3 separate regions of the Homo sapiens genome follow, and all the other regions are linked to region 3. The links are chromatin contacts, found by Hi-C or POLR2A ChIA-PET in ENCODE. All regions are on one chromosome and are shown on one strand. The core of a region is the stretch at or near the end of the contact, and the rest is flanking DNA. Distances in the headings are between cores, read along the strand shown.

The links. Hi-C counts contacts between places; a loop is a spot of excess contacts on that map. ChIA-PET counts read pairs that join two places held with the same protein, here RNA polymerase II (POLR2A). Pooled maps may share reads with other maps.
Region 1: a map of dorsolateral prefrontal cortex shows a loop between it and region 3 (2.2-fold over the local background). The contact joins the enhancer-like site here to the promoter of RPS14 in region 3. A Hi-C loop is called at or near these places in 1 of 168 maps with a recorded cell type or tissue (dorsolateral prefrontal cortex), 1 of 37 single-sample maps with no recorded cell type and 3 of 50 pooled maps. POLR2A ChIA-PET finds 5 or more read pairs at or near these places in 3 of 52 experiments (A673, Caco-2 and activated naive CD8-positive, alpha-beta T cell).
Region 2: a map of ovary shows a loop between it and region 3 (2.5-fold over the local background). The contact joins the enhancer-like site here to the promoter of RPS14 in region 3. A Hi-C loop is called at or near these places in 37 of 168 maps with a recorded cell type or tissue (A673, CD4-positive, alpha-beta T cell, CD8-positive, alpha-beta T cell and 25 more), 20 of 37 single-sample maps with no recorded cell type and 40 of 50 pooled maps. POLR2A ChIA-PET finds 5 or more read pairs at or near these places in 1 of 52 experiments (GM12878).

Annotation. Positions count from the first base shown.
Region 1 is chr5:150,160,090-150,162,896 of GRCh38, reverse strand. No RefSeq gene overlaps it. Among named protein-coding and RNA genes, the nearest start is that of CDX1, 5.3 kb to the left of the region's middle. RefSeq lists enhancers at 1,062-1,971, 2,758-2,807. Within about 2 kb of position 1,557, at least 18 of the 41 ENCODE cell types and tissues checked have a DNase peak (open chromatin) inside an H3K27ac peak, as active enhancers do; they include dorsolateral prefrontal cortex, where a contact is called at or near this core.
Region 2 is chr5:150,128,526-150,131,393 of GRCh38, reverse strand. It overlaps PDGFRB (platelet derived growth factor receptor beta), which reads left to right. Exons shown (of 23, transcript NM_002609.4): 9 at 732-855; 10 at 1,426-1,637. Among named protein-coding and RNA genes, the nearest start is that of PDGFRB, 26 kb to the left of the region's middle. RefSeq lists an enhancer at 856-1,466. Within about 2 kb of position 1,318, at least 9 of the 41 ENCODE cell types and tissues checked have a DNase peak (open chromatin) inside an H3K27ac peak, as active enhancers do; they include heart right ventricle, where a contact is called at or near this core.
Region 3 is chr5:150,448,378-150,451,128 of GRCh38, reverse strand. RPS14 (ribosomal protein S14) reads left to right here and starts at 1,390. Exons shown (of 5, transcript NM_005617.4): 1 at 1,390-1,426. RefSeq lists enhancers at 1,002-1,321, 935-1,873.

The DNA of each region.
Region 1 (2,807 bases), core at 308-2,807, 290 kb after region 3:
GACCTCAGGTGATCCACCCGCCTTGGCCTCCCAAAGTGCTGGGATTACAGGCGTGAGCCACCGTGCCGGGCCAAAGTTTCTCTTTCTTCTACATCTGGCCCCCGCTGCCAGGATAGCGAGCTGTGTGTGCCTCCCTGCCCCCTAGTTTGTTAGTTGGGATTTTGCTTAAACAAATAGCTGGTTCCTCTTCCTCCTCTGATTTCTTCATGCAAAAAAGCCTCTGCTCTCCCTTTGCCCTCAACCCTAGGTGGACCCCCTGTAGAAGTCCTGAGCCAGCCCCGATGTGGCATCCCCAGTTTCCCCCCAACCAGGACACTGTAACCTTGTTTAAATGACCCAGGCTGGGAGTCTGAAATTGCAGGTCTTCCCACCTTGGCTTCTGACTCGCCTTGTGACCCTGAGCCCCTGGGCCTCAGTCTCCCCCTGTGCTCTCTGGGACTGGGATAGCAGTCCAGCATGGCTCTGTGCGTGGAGAAGGCCCTGTCTACCCTGTCCTGTGGGCAGCCTCTTCCTCTCTGATATCGCCTGCCCCTAGGAGTGGCTGTTTATTGGACCCCTCCTTCCTCTGGCTCCTGGGTAGGCCCCTCTTCCCCCTGGAAGCCCTCCCTCCAGGCTGCTCTCACACACCCAGCCAGGGCCTCCTGGGGTGGGGCACAGAGCTGATGGCCTCATAAAGATCTTAGTGATAACTTGGTTTTTCAATCAGGTTTATGGCCCTAGAAGAGAAAAGTTTCTGGGCTCAGCTTTCTGTTGCAAATAGTTTGCCTAAGAGAAGCTGGTGGGCACCAGGGCCAGTGTTAGGCCCACTGCACTGCACTGCCAGCCTCTTGAAGCTCTCTCTGGACTGTAGTCCAAGGGCTTTGGATGGGGGGCCCATCCCAGCCAAGCCTTAGTCTCGCTCTGTGACCTTGGACACATTAACTCCCCTCTCTGAGTCCCTGCTTCCACCTCAGAATCGGGGATCTTAATTCCTGCCCTGCCCACCTCCAGGTAGGGACAGATGCGGGGGACTCCTGTGAGGCATCTTTGCCTTCCAGAGGCCTCTCTCCTCCCAACACCTTTCTTCTCCTCCTACCCCTCCAGGGGCTGGGGCCGCCACCTGCTGGCACTCCTGGGTACTGCTGGAGGACTCGCCGTACTGTTGCCTTGTCTCAGTAATGCCCGGATGCCACTGATTATCCTAGGGAAACAGAGGGGTAGGGAAGGGTGGCAGTCCCCAGGACACAGACACTTAGGTAGTAGAGGGGATGCTAGAACCAGAGGCCCAGGGCATAGATGTCCTTATCAGAGAAGCACTGTGTCTGACCCACCGTGCTGAGGAGGGTACAGAGGCCAGGGAAGGAAAAAGGCCATACTGTGAGTCAAGTGGCCAGGCACAGGCTGGGACACAGAAGCCCAAACTCCCTGTTGAGATGCATTCCTGCAGCCTCTCAGGTGGATAAAGAGTTGGGGGCAGCACGGAGTACGGGTGTGTGTGTGTGCAGTGTTCAGTCCATGATCGGCCACTGCAGCCTCCACACTCGTCCCATGCCTCCCTCCTGCCCCCTTTCGTCCATCCTCCACAGTGCACTTGGGTGACCTGGTCTCATCAGTCCCCTGTTTAAAATCCTGCAGTGGCCCCTACTGACCCTCAGGATAAAAGTCAGACTCCCTCGAGCCCACAAAGCCCTGATGCCTGGCCACTGACCACCTCTCCAATCTTCCATCCCACTGCCGGCTCTCTGCCTCAACCATTCTTTTCTCTTTGTTCGAACCCATCAAGATCTCTCTGGCCTCCAAGCTTTTGCAGATGCTTTTCCCCCTGCCTCGAACACTGTTCCTACTCCTGAATGTGTGTGGCCTCACAGGCCTGCTTCCTCCCCACAGAAGCCCTATTGTACCTGAACAAGAACTCCCATCCACCCAGCTCATTATTCTCTTTGTCTCTTTCATCACACTCATCACAATTTGATATTATTAATTTGTGGTTTCCTCGGTGTTTGCTTGTGAACTCTGTGAGGACAGGAGGACAGGGCACATAGTAGGTCCTCAATTAACTTCTATCGCATGGATGGATGGTTGGAGGAACAGTTATCTTAGTGATAACTGGGTGTTAGATGGAGAGGCCCCACCCTAGGCCTGCTGTGTGCCCTCAAAAAAGTTCTGGTGCTCTCCAGACCTTAGGAGCCAGTGTATTCAGTGAGGGTGAGGGCCCTGCTCTTCTGGGGATCTATGAGCCATCTGCGTGTACCAGATGGACACACTCAAGTTGCCCACGGTCCTGGGGCTGAGAGGGAGGCCAGCAAGGGGGCAAGGAGAGGCTGAATGGGCAGTGTCTTGAAGCCTTTATCTCCTGGGACCCTGGCAGACCTCGGTGGCTACAGTCTGGCTCAGTAAGACAGTCCTAAGAATCTAGGGAGGGAATGTGGCCCAAGGCCCCTGCTGGTCTTTTGCCCACTCAGAAAGCCACTACACTGAGTGTCCAGGAGGTAGGGGGACAGTTCCCACTCTGTGCCTCTCTGGCTCCCCAGCCACAGGCACAAGGATCTACGTGCTCTGCTCAGGGCATGCATGGGTGGAAGGACACTGAGCTGGGGATCAGGAGTCCTGTATTCTAGCTTCCCTCAGCCCCACCGTGAACCTCAGACAAGTCCCCTCCACTCTCTGGGCCTCAGTGTCCATGCCAGCAGAAGGGACATATCTTAGGGTCCTGACGTCTAAGATGACTGTGTGAGCGCCTGGGGTATGTGTGCTGCTTCCTCATCACCCCCCACCCCCACCCCACAACTCTGCCTGGGGAGCCTGGGAGTGGGGGCAGAGCCAGGAGC
Region 2 (2,868 bases), core at 69-2,568, 320 kb after region 3:
AGGTGAGGACATTAGCTTAGTGGATATTTGGGGAAAGGGTACCTCGGGCAGTGCAAAGGCCAGAGCAATCACTGAAAGGCTTGTGTGGTTGGAACAGGGCTGTTGGGGAGAGTGGTGGGAGATGAAGTCAGAACGGGGATAGGGCAGTGGGGGCTGGGAGAAGGGCAAATCGCATAGGTCTTTGTGGGCCTGGTGCAGACTTTGGCTTTTACTATGACCGAAATGAAGAGCCATGGCAGGGTTTTGAGCAGAGAAATGACATGATAATGACTTAATGTTTTGTTAATTGACTTTCTAAAAACAAATTTATTTTGAAAGACAAAATGTAACCTCTCTATTGTAGGTGGAAAATCGGCATCACATGTCATAAATATAAAGCAACCACTAAAATAAACTCAGAGAAGACCAAACAATGCTATTAAATGCTGGCTTCATGAGCTTGGTGGCCCAGGGTTCTGAGCTTGAGGCCTAGCCTCCCTTTGTTAAAAGGGAAGATTAGCAAGTCTCAGAGAGGTGTTAAAGACAGACTAGCACCCTGCTGAGGCGTTCCCTTTGAAGTACCCAGAAGGGAACCCATCGGTTTTCACACTGATTCCTGGTATTTAATGTTCACCTGCAGTCTACAGCCCTCCTCCCCCAAGAGAGTCTCTGGGCCAGGTCCTCCCCTGAGGACCTGTCCTGTTAACTGTCCTGACCCTCCCGCCTCCTAACTCAGTGCTCTCTCCATGCAGTCCCTGTCCGAGTGCTGGAGCTAAGTGAGAGCCACCCTGACAGTGGGGAACAGACAGTCCGCTGTCGTGGCCGGGGCATGCCCCAGCCGAACATCATCTGGTCTGCCTGCAGAGACCTCAAAAGGTGAGCAGACCTGGGCCTCAGTCTCCCAGTGTCCCCAGCTGGCTAGAAAAAGCTCGTGAAGGTTATCTAGTCCCGCCCGTTCTTCTTGGCATATTGTTCCGGGCATAGAGTTGCATCCTAGGAGGCCAGGTCACCACCTCCTTGGTCCTACTCTGTATGACCTAAATGGTCCCTTTTCCTTACCTTTACCCCTGGGCAGTTTGGCCTAGCAAAGTGCAGGGTCTGAGCCCCAGAGACCTCACCCGCCCTGTAGATCAGTTCTGCACTCCTGGCCAGGTCGATTCTAATGCAGTGGACAGAGGCAGGATTCAGTGCAGGTTCTGCCTCTACCCCATACGCCGTGTGACCCCGTGGGTCAAATAAGAATGGATTTTGCAATCCACGTTGTCAGTTCTGGGATGGGAGCACCCCCTGCTGACCAGTAGAGGGAGCACAGGAGGAGCCCGCTCGGAAACAGGCAGTGGGACATAGGAACTGGACACGTCCTGCCTCCTTCCACCAGTTTCTCCTCAGTTTCCCTGTCTGCAAGGGGAAGGGGCTGGCAGCCAACCCTACCGGCTCTCCTGGCAGGTGTCCACGTGAGCTGCCGCCCACGCTGCTGGGGAACAGTTCCGAAGAGGAGAGCCAGCTGGAGACTAACGTGACGTACTGGGAGGAGGAGCAGGAGTTTGAGGTGGTGAGCACACTGCGTCTGCAGCACGTGGATCGGCCACTGTCGGTGCGCTGCACGCTGCGCAACGCTGTGGGCCAGGACACGCAGGAGGTCATCGTGGTGCCACACTGTGAGTCCCCAGCCTCAGTGGCCCCTGACGATCCCAATCCCTACCTTAATCCTGCCTAATTGGTAATGTGCCCATGTACCCACAGCAGGCCAAAGGAGTTAGCATGCCCAGGGGCAAACAGGAGCATTGTGAAACCCTGTTGTGTACATGCATAGGAACACATTCTGGCAAACACAATATGGGTACACACGTGTACAAACACAAGTCTGTAAGCCATGGATATGAATATCCTTCAGTGTGGTGTACATATACTATATGTATGTCGTAAGCCATGTACATGAGCATGCCTGTTCCTTGAACATAGGTGCAAATCCTCTGTGTGTAGATATGTAAATCGTCTACTGAAGAATGCCCAATCTCCAGTCACTCCTGTAAAGCTAGAGTGTATGTGTATAAGCATACACCTGTGCACTATGCCTGTCCATGTATGTAAACCCACCACGTGTTTGTAAGCCATGTACATGAGCATGCCTAATTCCCAGACATCTGTTTAAACCCCACAGTGTATGTCTGTATGCATGTACCGGTGGGTACACAATTCCTGTACATGTGTACAAGCAATGCATGTACAATTCCTTTGCATGCATGCAAACTGGCATAGTGCATGTCTGTAAGCATATAATTGGAGCACACCTTTCTAGAAAAGTGTACAAGCATAATTCCCGTACACATGTGCCTGCTGTACAATGTACATCTGTTAGCAGGTACACATACACGTGTAATTTCTGTGCGTATGAACAATGCCTACCAGTGTCTTGATGCTTTTGTGTATCTAGCTGCCCGTCCTTATGCATACATGCACCTGTATGAGTGTGCTTCATTTATTCACCTTTCTTCTTCATTCGATAAATATGAGGACCCAACTTCTCATTGAAGTATAAAGGTCAAAGGGCTCAGCCCTGCCTGGACCTCCTAGTACCCATAGTCCAGAGAGAGAAGGCAGACAAGGAACTTGGCAATTCCCTCCGGGATCACCACATTAGGGGCAAAGCCTGGAGGGAGAAGGGGTCCCATGCCCAGCTATGGGATTCAGGAAAGTATTCTAGAAAAGGAACCTTTAGGTGAAAACCTGAAAAATGACTAGAAGTTAGCCTGGTAAGGAATGGTGTCCCACTCAGAGGGAATGGCCTGTGTAAAAGCCCAGAGGCAAAATGAGTTCCTAGAAATGAAAAGAGTTCAACTCAATCTGGCTGGAGGATCGAGTGTGTGGATACTTAGGGGCTGGAAGGGT
Region 3 (2,751 bases), core at 141-2,640:
CACTCCAGCCTGGGCAACAAGAGCCAGACTCCGTCTCAAAAAAAAAAAGAAGGTATGTTGAGTTTTTCAGTTTAGCAGAATAAATTTTTTTTTTTTTTGAGACAGGGTCTCGCTGTGTCACCCAGGCTGGAGCCACGGGATATATTTATATATTTAAAATATATTTATAATATTTATATAGTATGTAATACAAAAATACTATATATATTCCATATAAATATTACATATAGTACATAGATAAAATGTATCTACCGCTTGCCTAGCTCTGTGAGGTACACTTCTTGGCCCTTCCCCACAGCTCCGACATATTCTCCCAAGCCTTCAAGGTCCTTCAATATTGTTATTAGAGGCTGGGCACGGTGGCTCACGCCTGTAATCCCAGCACTTTGGGAGGCCGAGGCAGGTGGATCACGAGGTCAGAAAATCCAGACCACCCTAGTCAACACGGTAAAACCCCGTCTCTACTAATACACACACACAAAAAATTTGTCGGGCGTGGTGGCACGCGCCTGTAGTCCCAGCTACTTGGGAGGCTGAGGCAGAATAGCTTGAACCTGGGAGGCAGAGGTTGCGGTCAGCCGAGATTGCGCCACTGCACTCCAGCCTTGGCTACAGAACAAGATTCGGTCGAAATATATACATGTATATTGTTATTAGAGGGCTATGTGGAAGTAGCTATTAAACACGAGGGCTTTGAAGCTAGAATTCCAAACCCTTCTGCAAAGGTGTGCTCTCAGTTAACATCCTTTATCTGTAAGAGGGAAATCAAAATTATTTGATAATGTCTTGAGGAGTAAATGAAGCAATGCATATAAACTGTTTAGCCCAGACCGGTCTGAAAATACATATTGAATAATTTATTCTTATTTTGCCCATTATATAATATGCCAAAGTAAGTGATTACGGTGTGTTTTCCCCGACTATGTTGCCTAGGCTGGCCTCGAACTACTTGGACGAAGCGATCCTCAGCCTCCTGAGTAACTGGGACCACAGGCCGGCGCCACCCTAGCTTTAATTAAGGCCGTTTTGTTGTTGTTATTCCCCTGCTCCACACAAGGGGCGCTGCCGCTCCAAGGCTGCCAGGGCGGGAGTCAGGATGGCGGAAGTCTGTCTAGCCACGACCACCGCCATCATGGAATACAGGCCCACCTCACCCCGCGGGTGTAGCCGCTTCGTACTGTCGCTTAGGCCGACCCGCTCGCAGCGACAACCAGCCCTCTACCTCTTTTCGCTCTCCCTTAAGTAATAAACCGTCTTTCCTTATGACGAGTCTTAAACTCTTTGGGAGGAATAATGCCGGCGTCTTCCGGAACCCGACCTCGCCCCGTGACCTCAGAGGTATACTTCCGGGACACGGAAGTGACCCCCGTCGCTCCGCCCCCTCCCACTCTCTCTTTCCGGTGTGGAGTCTGGAGACGACGTGCAGGTAGGAGGCCCGGGCGCGACAATCGGGGGGCATCCTGCGGCGAGGGGACCCTGTGGGGCTTGGGACGAGAGACGGGGGTCTTTCCGTGGGAACCGAGCTAGGTGCCGGGCAAGAGACGCGCGGCTGGCCCACCTGGATCCTGGCCAACTCGGGATTGAGTTCGTTCCTGGTCTCAGAAGGCCCGTTTTGCTTTCAGGGAGGAGCTTGTGAAGTAAGGGTGAGTGCGGGTCCAGCCTTTTAAGGCCTCGGCCCCGCAATACGGCCACGGCCACGGCCGCGTTTGAGCTGCACAGCGTAGTTGAGGGAACCCGGGACAGACGTGGGCTCCCGCCTCTACCTCGCCAAACTTTTTTCTTGGTGATCGCAGGCCCACGCCTAATCTCGTTTGTTTCCTCGTTTGCAAAATAGGAATAACAATAGCACCGATCCCATGGGTTTGTAGTGATCATTCAAAGAAGGAAAGCAGGGAAAACTCTCGCACTATGTTGGATGCTTCTAAATCTGGGCGATTCTTTCCGTTGCTGAGTCGGGCACGTTGCAAGTTCTGGGCGCTCAGGGCCCAGCACCAATGTTTGCTGTGCGCTTGCCCTGCGTTTATATACTCCTGATGACCACTCTGCTCGTTACTTTAGGGGATGTTAGGAACGGAGAAACTGCAAATTGGCATTTACTGAATGGCCATCATGCCGAAACATACTCATGCTTACGTATTTGAGATATGCTGGAGCCTTTCTATGCTTCTCGAGGCAGAACTTTGGGCTTCTCTCCTGTGGCGCGTTCCTTACAATAGTTAACGCACTGGGTCGTGCTCATTGGTCTGATTTGAAGATAGGAACATTTAACTTCGTACACCCAAGACTTACACTTGAAGTACTTACTGTGGTCACACACTTAACTAAAGTTTATATAGGGAAGGCAGAGGAGAGATCTAGGAACACCTGAGACAGACTAGGGTAGTTATTTGTGGTGTAGAGGCATCTTGGCAGGAGGCAGAGAGTGCTGGGCTGGGAGTCAGGACACGTTGTTTCTATGTTTGGTTTTGCCACTGTCTTTACTGTGACCATAGGCTGAGACACTCTCTATCTTCACCATCTGCAGGATATCGATTAGTGTTAGTGTCTTCTGAAAATGTTAAATTGTTCTGAACACCAGGAGGTTCAGAAGGCCTGGGGCTTTAGGCCGGAAGCAGTCTTATCCTAGCCTTCCACTTTCTCATTCATTCTCACCCGCCTTCCTCCTGTCAGTTTCTCTCTCCCTTAGATCTTGTGACAGTATGATTGCAATTATTATGAAGGTCATAATAGGTTAGAGTTATTTAGTCTCAG